Regions from separate parts of the Mus musculus genome. Here region 2 is linked to region 1. The links are chromatin loops, found by intact Hi-C in ENCODE. Cell type or tissue: left cerebral cortex. All regions are shown on one strand.

The links. Peaks named below come from ENCODE experiments on the same cell type or tissue, not always from the same donor. Only the 100,000 strongest peaks of a DNase experiment are listed, where the experiment ranks them.
Region 2: it touches region 1 in a loop (5-fold over the local background); 2 of 42 quality-filtered maps call a loop at or near these places.

What each region holds. Positions count from the first base shown.
Region 1 is chr8:67,435,104-67,443,103 of GRCm38, forward strand. No RefSeq gene overlaps it. Among named protein-coding and RNA genes, the nearest start is that of Nat1, 52 kb to the right of the region's middle. In left cerebral cortex, a CTCF peak has its summit at 4,968 (motif pointing right); DNase peaks (open chromatin) are centred at 3,306, 3,880, 4,317 and 5,009; H3K27ac peaks cover 2,315 bases.
Region 2 is chr8:67,746,153-67,754,152 of GRCm38, forward strand. The region is part of intron 11 of Psd3 (pleckstrin and Sec7 domain containing 3); the gene reads right to left. Among named protein-coding and RNA genes, the nearest start is that of Gm32888, 110 kb to the right of the region's middle. In left cerebral cortex, no CTCF peak of the experiment used is centred here; DNase peaks (open chromatin) are centred at 3,167, 5,782, 6,342 and 7,617; H3K27ac peaks cover 4,491 bases.

The sequences.
Region 1 (8,000 bases):
ATTATCTAGATTAGTTTGACCTGTGAGCATGTGTCTTAGGGTTTCATTACTGAGAAGAGACACCATGACTAAGGCAACTCTTTCTTTGCATTAATTACTTAACTTTACATCCCAATATCAGCCCCTCTTCCCCTCCAACTCTCGAAGTTCCTCTCTCATTTCCCCTTCCCATTCTCCTCTGAGAATGGGGAGTCCCCTCCCCCCATTGGTTATCCCCCACACTCACCAGCACAGCAGTCACTCCAATGGCAACTCTTATAAAGGAAAACATTAATTGTGACTGGCTTGTTTACCGTTTCAGAGGTTTAGTCTATTATCATCATGGCAGGAAGCATGGCGGTTTGCCGGCAGATGTGGTGCTGGAGAAGGAGCCAAGAGTTCTACATCTTGATCCAAAGGGAGCAAGGAGAGATTTTCCCACTGGATGTGGCTTAGCGTATCTGAGACCTCAAAACCTGTGGGCATAAAACCATGCCAGAAAGTCTGGGAAGGGAGAGCAGGTCCAGACGCAGAGACTCAGTGGTCATGCGCCTGAGGCTGAGGTGACTCTGCTCCCTGCCACCCTCCTGAGTTGGATCATGTGCCATGCTTCTCACATAGTCCCGAAACAGAGTTCTCCAAGCTTATGAGGTATCTAGAGGCCTGGGGGCCTCGCCAATAAGCTTCCCATCCCAGACATTCCTCCCTACAAAGGTATTTAATCTCAGGCCTACCATGAGAAACGGGGTATGGTTTATGCATCCATTTTCCACCATGACAATAAACCTTAGAATGTCTCTTTATACCAAGATCCACAATGGGGAGCCATGAAAAAGGTCTTCCTGTACAGAGGCACAGCCTACTCTCCTGTAGAAGGTCCCTCTGTGTTTCCAGCCATAACCACAGCCAAACTAAAGACAATCACCCCATGAGAGAGAGCCGTGCATCCCTTTACCCTGTGGCTCTGGCTAGACGCTGTCTCCAGCCTGCAGGCCCTGACTCTGCTCTCTGCTCTTCTGTGAGTCCCAGCAGTGCCTGGATGCTCAAGACCCTGAGAACCGCAAGACCCTGACCTCATCACAAGTCCAGGGACCCCACAAACCACTTCCAGCTTTCCCACATCTCAGACTGCACTTTCCCCCTTCTGGAGCAGTATTTCTGAGCTTCTGTACAGCCCAGCACACACCACCACTAGGGTAGTGGCACAGGATAAGGGCAGTCAAACTCCCCCCATTCTGCCTTCCCAAGTGGCCGTGCCCAATGATGGAGTGGAGTGGGCCTACAACCCTATAGTAGCAGACCCCCACAGTGACATACTTCCTCCAACAAGGCTGTATCTCCTAATAGTGTTACTCCCTATTGGGCCTATAAGAGCCAGTTAGATTCAAACTACCACGGTATGTCTATGACATATTGCCTTGATTTTTAATTGATGTAAGAAGACCCAGCCCACTGCAAGTGTCAAAATTACCAAAGCAAGGAGTCCTGGACAATATAAGAGGGAGGAAGTGGCTGAGAACAAGCAATCCTGCACACTCCTTGCCCTCAACTGTGGCTGTGATGTGACTGACTGCATTCCAGCCTTGACTTCCCTGAAGTAATGGACTGTGACCTGAAATTGTAAGCCAAATAAATGCTTCCCTTCCTTGTGTTGCTTCTTGTCATGGTATCTGTCATGTCAACAGAAATAAAGTCAGACAGGAAGTGGCCTTATTAGGCTTTGTTAAATATCCCAATGGCTGTAAATTCCAGGGAATATTATCTGGGTTTCTGTGTCTCTAGTTTCCATAAAAGGCATAAGGTGATATGTAAGACAACCTGATTTGGAGCTGTGAGCCATCCAAGAGCCTCTTATGGCTCTTCAAAAGGGATACCAAAGGCCAGACTTCAGGTAATTAAATTTGTGGCCCCCTCAAACTTCAGCTAATAGTTTGAAAATTACCCTCCCTGTTAAGCAGATGTTCTGATAACCCTAATTTTGTTAGCTATACTTCACCCAAGTAAGTCCTTTCCTGAATTACACAAAACCCCTTTGAGATGTTCTCTTTTCATCTTCCAGAACTGACTAAATGGGAAGGTAATTCTGTTAACTATTTATATATTGCTTGCAGGAAAAATGGCACCTTCTTCTTAGATTGAAGGTAACCTAATAGCCATTTTGTAAATTTGCTCTAGTTACCCTCTGTGTCTGATAAATTCTCAAGCTTAAAAAAAAAAGTTAGAACATCAGTTTTTGTTATGTACATTTTACCTTCATAAAAAGAAGTGCTTATGGAACATGGTTAAAGAAATCTCATTCACTCCAGGACAAAAGTGAAGCAAGAGGAGTGAAGACATGTGTCCTCTGTGTTTAAAAAGCTGAAGTCCTCTTTGTGTAAGAACAAGAAACAAAAGTCTCTCTAATTATTAGTTATTAGTATTAGTACTTCTATAAATTTAAGATGTCTTGCTCCAATAGATGCTCACGTTGATGTATAATTCCATAGTGAATCAGTGTCGGGCTCTTTCAAAGGTACTTAGATTATAATGGCTGCTCCTTTATAAAAAGAGCAATATAGTTTCCACAAGACTGGGCTAAGCGGTGACAGAGTGGTGGTTTGCTGCAAAGTGAGGTTGATGCCTCCTCCTTCTTCTGTAACATATCTGTCTTTCCACATGTCCTGCCTGATTTCTGATATTCTGCCTATTTCTGATATTTCTGAGCTGACATAGTGCTAAGCTCATGACAGAAAATGAGAAAGGACTGGAACTCAACCATGAACTTCCCGACACCTATACCTGAGAGCCAAGATAAACCCCATTTTTTCATTAGCAATTTCACAGTCTCACCATAGCAACAGATAATGGACAAAGATGTTGATGTTTTTCAAGTCTTAGTTTTCTGAACAAAAAGAATAACAAAAATCAGAAAGGGCAATATTTTTCTTCATCTTTGTACTCTTTCTTCACCATTGAAATCATCACACAGCTTAGCAGTCAGTGGTTTGAGAAGATAATGAACACTGTTTTTCTCTGAAGCAGAAAACCTTAGCCATGACTGGGTAGTTTCATACAGTCCACACACATACACAAACATTACTGAACAAATTAATCAATACGGCACTGTATTACTGTGCTCTATTCTGTCTTTCTATGCTTTCTTATCTACCCACCTCATGAGCACATATGCACCTACAAGCACACGCACACACACACACACACACACACACACACACACACCCCACATGCACATTTTGTGAATTTGCTCTCCTCCCACACTAAGAACCACCAGATTTATTTTATTGGCCAATTTTCTTCCTAGCAGTTTTTTTGGAAGTTGTCTAAGGAGAAGGAAGTATGCATTTGTTGCCAGGCAACGAGTATCTCCAGAATGTGCATTGCTTTTCTTAGATGGAAGAAGGAGCAGTTAATTTTTGCAACTGTGGTTTGATTTCAGCCCTTGAAAGGTCACTGAGATGATTCAAAGTAGTGACTTCTCTGTGAACGCCATAAACCCATGATTTCCCATCCCCAGACTTAGGACCAGGAACTTTCAGCCAAGTTATTGATATTTCTGTCTACAAATAGCAACAGAGCTAGTGGGGTTTTACAGATGAGGTGGGCTTTAATAAGTCTGAGATACGGGGATAAGGAGCTAGGATGAGATGGTTCGTATAATGTATGTATCAAGAAGATGCATGCTAATAAATCAGTACATATATGTGTGCTTTATGGCAAGTAGTTTTCTGAGGTGATTGAAAGAGATTAAAATATTGCTTCAAGAATAGGATGTAGTGATGTAGTCCCATGCTGTAAATTCTACCTCACCTCATTTGGTTATAACTCATAGAAGGTCACCTGTGAACGAAAGGAACTTTTTTTTTCTTTTAAAACTTTTCTGACCAGATATGGTGAGTGGTGCCTACAACCTAATTTCGGAATTCAGGAGCTAAGGCAGAAGACTCATCGTGGGTTTGAAGCCAACTTGGTCTCTAGAGTGAGTTTGAAGCCAGCCTGAACTACAGTTGAGAACTGTCTCAAAACAAACAAACCAACCCCAAAGGAGAGCAAAAGTCCAAGGAAAAAGTTACTTTCTTCATCTGCCTTTATAGAGGAGCTTGGCAGAAAGTTTAAATCAATACAAGAGGATACCAGATGTGCATATGATACACATATATACATGCAAGTAAAACACCTATACATATGAAATGAAATATTCATTCCAGTCCTTTAAATAGTAAAACGTAGCTGTCACCTAGAGACGCGTTGCCTAGCAACGCTTCTTACACCTGGCTCTGTTGGCATTGGGATATTTGCATTTTTCCGGAAGCCCACTGTGCTAGCCTTCTTTTCAGAAAGGTTTTGTCAGATTCTGTAGAGCAACTGAATTCTCAGGAAAGAGAAAGAGCAAAGCAGAACCTTCATAGACCTTAAGTCCTTCTTGCACATACCAGAAATTGCCTGGTTACTTTCACCTGCCTTGGAAAGTTATTTTAAGGCAGACTGCACCTCCTGGCGGCTTGCAGAGATGGTACAAAAGGAAGGCAACTAAAACACAGTACTAGTGTGAACTGTAAGCTAAGCCTTTATGTTGCTTCTCTTTCTTTTTTCTTTCCTTTCTCTTTATACTTCTCTTTCTATTGATTTAACATTACCACCTACAGATCTAAAAGTTAATGGAAAGACTCTGTGAGAGACCATTGCAATCCCTACACCCACACCTTTTTTGATAATCTTTATGAAGGAATCAAATTGGTGTAGTGCTGGGTCACCACACACGGCCTGAAGAGAACACTGTTAATAAGCCCTCACACACATCTTCATATGAACTATTGGAGGAGCACATATGCACATTGACCTTTGGACTAGAATAAACTCCAGTTCACTTGTTATTGTTCATGATTCTTATCCTCACTAATGAATAAATACATTGTCATTTCACAGATCCTTGGCTACTATCCCCCTCCATTAGGGTTCTTCTAAGAGCACCCATGTGCCAACCACACAACACAACACTAGATGTCAGCAGAGGTAGACAGACTCATCTAGCAACCTGGAAACCTGAGAAGAAATCCCCATGTACGTCACAGTTTATTTCTGTTAATCTCTCTGCATTTTCCAGTAGCAACGGCTCATTTTTTAACTCTTCACATAACTCTGGCAATCATGGTTTCAAACAAGATTTTGAAGGATGGTTTATGAAGTCCCCCAAAGGATAATCATTGGAGAAATGGTTTGATGCTGAGAATTGGGGTCCTGGAAATATGTCTCATGTCTTATTGTGAATGATAATCACTCTTACTTGTTTCTTTCTTTCAAATATATATATATATAGCTATCTGTCTATATAGCTACTGAGGGAATCCTTTGAGTTACCACACAAAGGACTCAGCTGTTTGATATGGGTGAGGCACAGGTCTATGAGTCGAGAGGTAAGTAGGAAATAATATCACTTCATAATCAAAGGCCTCAGTTTTTATAAAAAAAATTATGGAGGGAGATTATACCATTCTTGACTAAATTCTTAGCTCTAGCAGTTCTTAATTTTCTAAGTCTTCAAATATCAGAAGACAATACTGGAGAGCTTGGAAACATTTCATCTCAGATCTGTAATTTCTTCCAATAGTGCCAATAGCATTTCTTTGTTCATTACAGGGCCATGAAACACTGGACGAGATACCTTGATGTAAAGCCAAGAGAGTCATTTTTCCATGCTGTGACCCTGCTCTAAGATGTAGTCACCAGAGTCATGTGGACAGCCAGATAAGGATAAAAGACCCATGGAAAGGTTTACAAAAGCCAGTTTTAGAGGTACACCTCTGTAATCCAGCACTAGGAAGCCCAGCAGGGTGATAGATGGACTGGCCTTAGCTATGCACCAAGTCTGAGGTCAGTATAGGCTACATGGGACTGTGAAAAAACACAAAGAATCATCTGAAGCCAGTATGGCCTTCATGAGACTCTGAAAAACCACAAATAATCAACCAGTCACACCAAGAGCTCTTTGGACAAGCTACTAAGCACCAGAGATGCTGAACTGATCGTGTGTTCTTTCTTTCTCTTTTCTTTTCTTTTTTTCTTTCATTTTTTATTTTTCCTTTTCTTTTATTTTTATCAGGGGGAAAAAAAACTACCTCAAAATAACAAATGCTCATTCTCTTAACTCTGGACCACTGCTATTTTTTTTCCAAGAAAAGAGAAAAGAACACCAAGGTACAGAGCACCTTGATTCTTTAGTACAGCTAGCAAGAAGTAATTGCATTTCATTTTCCCAGACCCCTGCTTGAAAAATCTCAAGACCTCTAAACCATCCTTTGATAGAACCTCGAGAAGGGTGTGGATGAATAGGTCTACAGGGCATGAAGAAGTCCTGTGGTCTCTGTAGCCACCACAGGGACAGGGTCTCCACACCACAGGGACTCTGCTCTGCATTCACTGTCTTACAAAAAGGAATCTTGATGGAAATAAATGAGTGACTTTAGGGGACTCAGAATGGTGTTTGGGGAGGAAGGAAGGAAAGGGGTTGCAGAAGGATGGTGGCCCTACCAGCGTGTGTATATTAGTATGAACATTTTCTATGATTAATATCTGTTAATGATTATAATAGTAATACTAATATAAATCCCCCCCACCCACGCAGGCACTTATAGGAAAACCACTTAGTGTGTCTCTTTCTCTTTCCAGGTATATCAAGTTGACAACTGATGCTAACCCTGACAGCCAGGCTGCCAGCACAGGGTTCTTAGAGAAGAGGGTGAGGGAGCTAGCTTTGTATCAAAGCACACTGGGTTTAACTCTCAGAGAGCTCCAAGCCCATAAAGCAGGTGAACAAAGAACACATCGTTAAGGATTCTCAGCGTGGTCCTACTTCCAACAAAGAGGTTGGGGGGCTTTGGCAAACCTCATGCATTGAAAACGCTCATCCTAAGAGATACAGGTCAGCATATTCGGTTGGAAGACACACATGCCATGTCTGATTGCTCCAAAAAGTGACAACCTGGTGCTGTTTTAATAACAACCAGGTTTTGTAGCTCCAACCATCTATATGATTTTGTTTATTTAAACATACAAGTAGTTCATTGTGAGAGGATTCAAGAACTTGTAACTCAAATAATGTATTTTTAGCCCCTTTAATTTTGAGTCACTTCTCTTCAAGCCCCAAGCATAGAAAAGAAAAGGTTAGTTCTGAAATTCCCTTATCCACCTTAAGACCAGACCCTTAAAAGGAAAACAATTGCCTTCTACCCCTGTCCTAAAATCGTAATATTTATGACAGGAAAGACAGTGGAGAATTGTAACTACACCTGGTCAGACTTAATTACATAATAATGTCTGTTCTTTAGGCTCATTTGAATTCCCAAAGGAGTTAGCAGGCTGGTTTCTGCCATTGAATAACCTTTATCTTTCCTTTCTCCAGTCATACTGAGCTAGTGGGTAACTTTTAACTGTTAAAATTATCAGGAAGGCAAGGATATAAAAATGAAATGTGTAATAAAGATCACTTGGTTCAGGTCATTCACTGGACACTCACTTACACTGAGGGTTGACTCAGACCCTTTCCCTAAAATTCATCAGATTTACTATAAGTGCCTCGGGAAGACTTGGCATCTCTTGAGTCTCTTCTCTAGATTCTGAACCATTAACAAGACATTAGATTAGCTGAGCCTATGTCTCTGTCTCTGGTCCATATTCTTACCATATTCTTACCATATTCTTACTTTCAAGGTGGGGCACGTGTCCTGCCTTCAGCTTCCACTTTAGTGAAGATGCCTTCCCATCTTCCTGGAGAACACTCCAGGTGGGAAGGTTGTTTAGCTATGGAGAGAGCCAAGCAAGCTGGGATGTCTCTATTACAATTGAACTAAAGATTTGGAGGTAAAGCTATGTATAAGATGATTACTTTGCTTCCTAATAAGCATGGCTTTGTGTTATTTCAATCCTCCAACCTACTTAAAAACAAACCCTGGAAGAAAGTCATGGTGCTTCAGGAAGAGTTATCTCTATCTTTATGTATTGTCTAAAGCTTTGTATCAATATTCCAA
Region 2 (8,000 bases), 310 kb after region 1:
AGAGAAGATTCTAGCTATCAGGCCAAGGTATTTGTAAATATATTTTGAGTATGAGCCTTATTTCTGGGAGCATGGGGCTGGGAGGAAGAACTGGGCTTAACTTCAACACATGCTCCTGGAGAAGAAGCTAGACTCTACATGCAAAAATACCAAAGTGCCAGGCAAGATATACCTACTGGCTTAATAGGGCATAACTATTATAGGACAACCTACTGATTTGATTTGAAGTCTGACCAGGTAATTGTAAACCCATGGTTGGGGCGCGATAGGCCTAATGTAGAACATACTCTTCAAAATGGTCATGTCAGCAAACTTCCTTCTGATTTTGTTTGTTTGTTTGTTTGTTTGTTTGTTTCTACTCATAGATGTGCGTTGCTCTCAACTTTGGGCAGAGGGAGCTTCCTGCTGCAGTCAGTGGAAAGATACATAACTAGTTAGAGCTAAGAATAATGATTTCAAGTACCCATCCCTAAGCCAAAATCCTTTATCAATACCCCAACTCTGTTCCCTTCATCCAGTTCCAGCCAAGTGTCAGGGAACATCTTCAGAGTGGAGGCAGAAAGAATGCAAGAACAGGGGAATGAGAGGAATTCTGTGAAACCCTGTCATCTGTGAAATGGATACTGCACTCAAATTCTTATGAGCTTGAGTTACTAGCTCTGGTTACCAGCACAAGATCAATTCAGCTAACATGGATGAGGGAGGAGTTCTTGGGCTCCATCCACAATTAAGGAGCTATTGGTAGTTAATATCTATCTGCTGGGAGAGGGAGAATAATTTCTTTTTTGGGAGTGTGACCACTTCGGAAAGAGGACGCATAGCACTTTTACTTTACCTGGGAGAGGGCATGAAGTGTGATGTATTTATTAACACATTCATTGTGCCCATTTAGTCCTGAGTCCTGCTGACATTGAGGTATCAATGAACTAGAAATGATAACCTGAACTTTCTATATAAGCATTAATAAACAAAAGAATATTAAACCCAAACTCATATATGTGCCATTCAAGCTGAACTGATATATACATCATTCAAACCCAACTCAAATATGCATCATTCAAACCAAACTCAAACTCATATATGCATCATTAAAACAGAACTCATATATGCGTCATTCTGCTTTTAAAGAGGTGCTTCCATGGGTGGCCTCTGCTACAAGTCCAAGATGAATGTAAATATTTGTCAGGCTTTGTAAAAGATCATAGAAGGTAACTACATATGCACATTAGGTAGGGCTTACAAAGAAACAGGGTGGGAATTATGAGAATAATGACATATCCTTTTATTTATTCATTCAGGAAAACTTTTCTGCTGGTCATGGAAACACGTGGTTTTGAATTTAATTAAAGCAAACCTCATACTATCTCCTGCTAGGATGTTTCTTTCCAAGATAGCATCATGACCTGACCTTTCAACTTCTATAAGGTCAAGTGTTGTTTAATCCAGGAGTCTTCTATCCACTTCTGCAGCACAGTGCATATTTCCTTCATTCTCCAAATATTAACATTCATCCTCTCCTCACTCTTTCTCCCTTTCTCCCACCTCCTAGAATTCAACCTCTGGCCTGGGGCATGTGGGACAAATGCTCTATCACTGAGTACCATTCTCTGTCCTAGAATTAATTTTCCATGGATTACCTAACACTTGCATAAATTTATCACAAATATAACATAGCACTCTCCTCAAATTAAAATGGAGCCTCCAAAACTACTTTGTTTGTTGGTATCTACAGAGCAGATACACCTTCCATTACTAATTGAAAAGTTCAAAATATTCTAAATAGACAGATACACAAAATATGATCCAGCAGATATTAATATTATGGTGAAGACTGTATAGTACTTATGCTACCATTCGGGTAGGCACGTTAGAAGATAGGATGCAAAAAGAGGAGTGGTCAAAAGGGCATGGTAGTTTATGACCATAATCCCAGCATGTACTCAGGAAGGTAAGGCAGGAAGATTGTCATGAGTCTGAAACTAGCATGAATAGAGCTACAGAGTTCAGGTTATCACAAGCTGCAGTATAAGACCAAGTTTCAGAACATCTAAAACAAAAACAAAGGCAAACAAACAAACAAAAAAGATAGAGAAAGGTCATTTAAGGTCAAATATAAAATGTTCTATTAAGATACTGTTGGATATGGGATAAAATATCAGAAAATAACCAGGCTATATTATATTACAATATAACACAGATTATAGTATAATCTATATTATAAGAACTAATATAGATCGACAAATTATAAGGATATTTCAGGGTTAGTTAAGGAACATTCAGCAGGGACAACTGACTTTAAAATTGGAGCAATCAGGTATCTTATAAAGCAGATATTGTTGAGTGAAGATTCTAGAAAACTTGTCCTTGTAGACTTTAAAAAGTGGAGTGAAGCAAAATCTTACTGAAGTCCAGTAACTTCATTAAAGTGAAAGCTGTAAACATTGAACTAAGAGCAACATACTAATGAGTTTTCATCATGCCTTGTGCTCTTTACAAAACTCAAAAAGCAGTTACGTGCTAAGTGAAATATTGCTAATGCCTTACAGTCTGTTTCTACAGTTGAAGGTTACTGATAGAGAAGGATTACTGGTAACAATCAAGTTCTATTAAATTCAGAGCACCCTGTGACCTATGGAATGATGCAGCCACAGCCATTGCTGAGCATGCATCTCTACAAATAGCAATTCAAGTCAGTCATTGTAATTGTTAAACAGCCCACACCTCACTGGCACCTTTAAAATGCCTCTAGGCAAAAGCAGCTTCTGGTCAATAAAAATAATTCATAGTGGCAAGGATGCGCAGCCCTCAGACAGACAGCAAGGATGAGCAGCCCCAGACAGACAGCAAGGATGAGCAGCCTCAGACAGACAGCAAGGATGAGCAGCCCTCAGACAGACAGCAAGGATGAGCAGCCTCAGACAGACAGCAAGGATGAGCAGCCCCAGACAGACAGCAAGGATGAGCAGCCTCAGACAGACAGCAAGGATGAGCAGCCCTCAGACAGACAGCAAGGATGAGCAGCCCTCAGACAGACAGCAAGGATGAGCAGCCTTCAGACAGACAGCAAGGATGAGCAGCCTCAGACAGACAGCAAGGATGAGCAGCCCCAGACAATATTTGTTCTTTAAGGAAAGTGATACATCAGGGCTGGTTCTGGGTCTCTCCATCTCAGTAGATCTGTAAGAGACCTCAGCAACTTCTGAAAGGTAGCTCAGATACATGGTCAAGTGAGGCCATCCTAGGCTTAGCTGTTCCTAACTCAGGCCAAATGGCTTGCATTCATCAGACTTCCTTGACTGTCCAAGTGCTTCCCACCTTCTCAGAAAAGGTGACCATTGTGGATCCTCCAAGAGCAAGTCAGCTGTCCTTCTGCAGGTCACTAAGTGATGCTAAAACACTGTCTACCAATCAATCACCCCACACTCCTCATCTGTTTACTGTCAATGGCACAGCCAGCTCTCTGTACTCGAGTCCTTACCTGTGCTTCAACCAATTACAGATACCGATGATGATCTCCCCTTTCCCATAAAAGTCCCAAAAGCAAGATCGGAATTTGTTGTGTGCCAGGCTGTACGCTGAATTACCAAGAATGACCCTTACTGTAATCTCCTGCTATTTCCCAGCTCCGCAGGCTCTGGCTTTTCCCCTTTGAATATTCTTTTCTTGGAAATTCCTTCATGTGCTTGTAGTTAAGGGAGCATTCAGTTAGGGTTGCATTTGAACTGAACATGTAGAATTTATTTTTTTAAATTCCTAAGCAATACAGTACAACATTAATTTCCATATCGCATGCTTGTATTAGGTATTACCAGTAATGCAGTGATGAGTTAAGTACATGTGGGATGTGCATAGGTTATTTGCAAATATCCCATCAGTACACAGCAGCTTTGGAATGAGAGCTCTGCATATAAGGAGGGATGATCTGCATATGAGGGATGACTGTGCAATATTCTCTTAAATCAGAGAGAAAATACATCCAATCATACCTTAGCCATCATCACTTTTGAATGATAATCACACGCTAATAAGTATTATGCTTTTCTGTATCTGTCACTTTTTCTAAACATTATTTATTTATTTAATTTCATTTGGCTATGACTTTAAAATACTTCCTAGTATTAATGTATATTTAACTAACAAATGTTCCAGGATGTACATTACATATATTTGTATACATTACATATATTTGTATATCAGTGACAAAAATAAACATGTAAACACATACACCCCACCACCCACATGCAGCAACAGTCACTAATATAACATATAGCCTTCTAAAATTTTTATGATTGTGTTTACATTGTAATAATAAACTTCTTGCTTTAAAAATGTATACTGATATATTACTATATTACTCAACAAATATTTCCAAAGGATAATATTGTATGGCTATGCCATATTTTACTTAATGCATCATTATTGGCTCAAACCCTTTTAGCAAGACCATGATATTCTGTGGCTGAAATAACAGCTTGGTTCCTTGTATGAGCCAAAAACAGTGGTAAGTACAAAAAGCCTCACCAATTATTCCCAGTTTAAGGGTTCTGTGCTATATTCATTCTCTGTTGGAATATTTGAACCCATAATCTCTATCACAGAAGATTTCATCTCCTTCCTTTTGGAAGTTAGTGTTCTGCTCAGTTTAATGAAACCTACTCAGATATACTTGACTCTTCCTATCTTCTCCTCTAAGTGTAAGTAGTACTGGCACAAAACTAGTGCTCAGAAAATGTTAAAAATATATCAATGACCTATCTCATTTCAAAGGTCAAATTCTTAATTTGGTGGTGTGTGGAGTCCTAAATTTTGTTCATAAAATTTAGTACTACCATGATTCTTTAAGAGAACTTGTTCAACCCCTTATATATCTGTAGCTTTGCTTCTGTGTTCTCCACTATCCAGCAGAAAACATTAAGCAGAAAATTCTAGAAGTTAGCAACTCTGTAAGTTTTAAACTGCACGCTGTTCTGAGTGGTATGGTGCAAATCATCTAGACGGAGCAGCCCAAGGGCCTTTACCATCAACTTGTCCAGCACAGCCACACCACAGCCACTGTTTACCAAGTTAGACCCATAGTGACCATCTCTAGTACATGTGCATGGTCTGTAGTTCAAGTCTGTGTTCTAGTAAGCCTCAGAGCACAAGAGGAGTGATGCTGTCATCTTGAATATACAAAGGAAAAGGTACAAAGTGCTTCCTCTAAGAGGACAGAAGGAAAGGAAAAAAGGATCTTATAGTGTTTTTTGTGATCTATGTTAAGAATAGATCTATTTATTAAGTTATAAGGAAGAAAAAAAGAAATTCATGCTGATTTACTTTCAGCACTTGACAATGCAGAAGTTCTAAGAGACCACGATCATTGCTTAACGTACAGGGAAATGTCATTAGTTTACAGTGTTCATTACTGCCCACAATCTCAGGCAGAAAGTAGGAATCTAGAAAAGTATGCTCTGAGCAAACCTGAGCAGCTCTGTTGTTGTTCATGCTGTTATTGGTGGTGCTCGGGACTGGGTCCTGGGCCTCATGCACACCGAACCTATGGACCCCACTCAATGTTCTTAATTCAATACTTGCATTAAATTACCATAGCAGAGATACAGAACTTATTTTCTCCTTCTCTTAAATGTTAACTAAACCTAAAGGGTAAACAGTAAAAATAGAAGAACTTCTAAAAATTAGATGCAGCAAAAAATCGAGTTTCTCTTCCAGCAAGAAGTACGTCAGAGACTCTGTACCCAGACTTTTTTGGTGCTGAAAGACTGGCAGTTTATGTTCCACTGTTCCCTGTCAGAAGGACTGCTTCTGAGGAGAATGGTGGGCGGCCTCTTTTCACTAACTTCACTGCCTAACAGGGTAGATTTAAATTAAAGAGGCAGCCATCAAATGGAGATTAACCTAAAGCATACTTGTTTGGTTAGAACACAGGACTGTGAAAGGGCATTCTTATTGTAAATAAATAACACTCCACCAAAAACCAGCTGTCACGGGACAAAGGACCACACATCCCTGGCTTCTTTCACTGGACAGCTCTTGGCCCTGTGTGGATAGCTGACACTTCTTACCTACCTAGTTTCCACAGAATAACAAAGGGAGGAGAGACCTCAGCCTTATTTTAAAATAATTGCATTTTTTTTTGTCTTTTCTTAAATGAGTCTCTATTACAAGAGACAACCTTCTTATGGAGAGAAAAAAATCATTTTTAGTATCTCTTAATTATAGTGTCGCTGTCCTAGTGTTATCCAATTGCAAAGCATTCTGCCTGCATTGCCATTCCAACCTTGTTTTCAGTACGTGTGACTCAGGATAACATCGACTCTCACATTTGACATGTAGGATTGGATTTTCAGAACTTCTGATGACAGACAATTGTTGGAATCCCTCAAGAGTGAGTGGAGGTTGCTAGCTGTCTGTGCATGCCAGCCAGCCACCTGCATGCCCAATGAAGGAAACTGAAATCATAACCGCTTTAAAGAATTCTTAATCCTCTCCGTCTTAAAGTGGCAATATTAGAACACTTCAAATAAGACATCCCAGATTAGTACTATCAGTGCAGAATCAACAACAAAAATTCAATCATTAAAATCTTGAAAATTACCAAACTGATGAATTTCTGTGACTTGTTCCTCTAGTCTCTTTCCCCCAAAGGACCTGTCGGCTACTGGCTGTGATAGATAAGGATCTAGCAAACAATCACACTTCATCTTATGTATTTTAATTTGCACTTCCAGTATCCTCCATAGTTTAAAGGAACATCCTGACAACTGTTTTTTTTTTTTTTTTTTTTTTTTGTGAAATGTATTTTTCCTTAGCTGGACATGTATGGTGGCACATACCTTTCATTCCAGAACTTAGAGGGAGGCAGATTTTAGTGAGTATCAGACCAATGCCCAACATGATCTACATGCCAACAAGAACTATAAAGGGAGATCTTGTTTTAACTGCTCCCAGTCTCGAGTCTCAAGCTTGCCTTTTTTTTTTTTTTTTTTTTTTTTAAATGTTCTCATACAGCCGAGGCTGGCCTTGTGCTCACTATGTTACCAAGGACATCCTTGAACTTCTTAGCCCGATATACCATAACATATGGATTTCATGGTGTTGAGAATAGAAAGAAGTGATCTGTGGATGGTCGGCTAGCCTCTACCAATTGAGATTTCTCCACAGCAACACCTTTCCTAATGTATTAGTAACAAATAAAGAGTGTACTTTGAGAGTACAATTTGACATTTAATATCTATATACACTGTGAATTGCCACAATCAGGCTAATTAGCATGACTTTTACTTCACATGCTTACTGCTTTTCCTATTCATTCTTCAATTTATATATAACTGATGACACTTATTTTCTGTGTAGGCAGTATTTTTCATCTTCCTGTTTAGAAGAACATAAAGATCTTTTTCCACTTCCTGAACTCCCTGCTTTTATTTCATGACTCCTCTTATTGGAGACTATAGGGTCAAATGTGGACAATACATAGATTTTACTGAATGTGATACTGTTATCATTCTGACAGGGTATGCTCTCCTCCTCGCCTGCTGGTGAAGCAGTGTCTCTGTTGGGTCAGTTCCTTTGAGAAGCTCTTCTTGACTGGAGAGAGGGCTAGCCCCTGCAGGAGACCCTGGACGGCGCAGAGTGGAAAAAAGCCAGACACTAGGAATGGCTTTTCTTGCTCACCGTTTCCTGTGAGTGTAAAATGAGAAGCTGCTTCAAGCTCCTGCTGCCTTGCTTTCACTGTCATGACTGAGTGTTTTAAACTGAAATACAGAATAAATAAAATCCCTTACATAAATAATCTGAGGGTTTTTTTCCTTGTGACATTGGTTTACTATAACTTTAGCCCTTTGAAAAACACAGGATCATCTTTTTTTCCTAATTAATTTAAGACTGTGTTAAAAAATGTACGTTGTAGGTCTGAATCACTGATAAGGCTATGCATATCTTCTTTTAATCTATGCTTTAATTTTTTAAATTTTATAAGAAAATCATAATATAAAGAATTC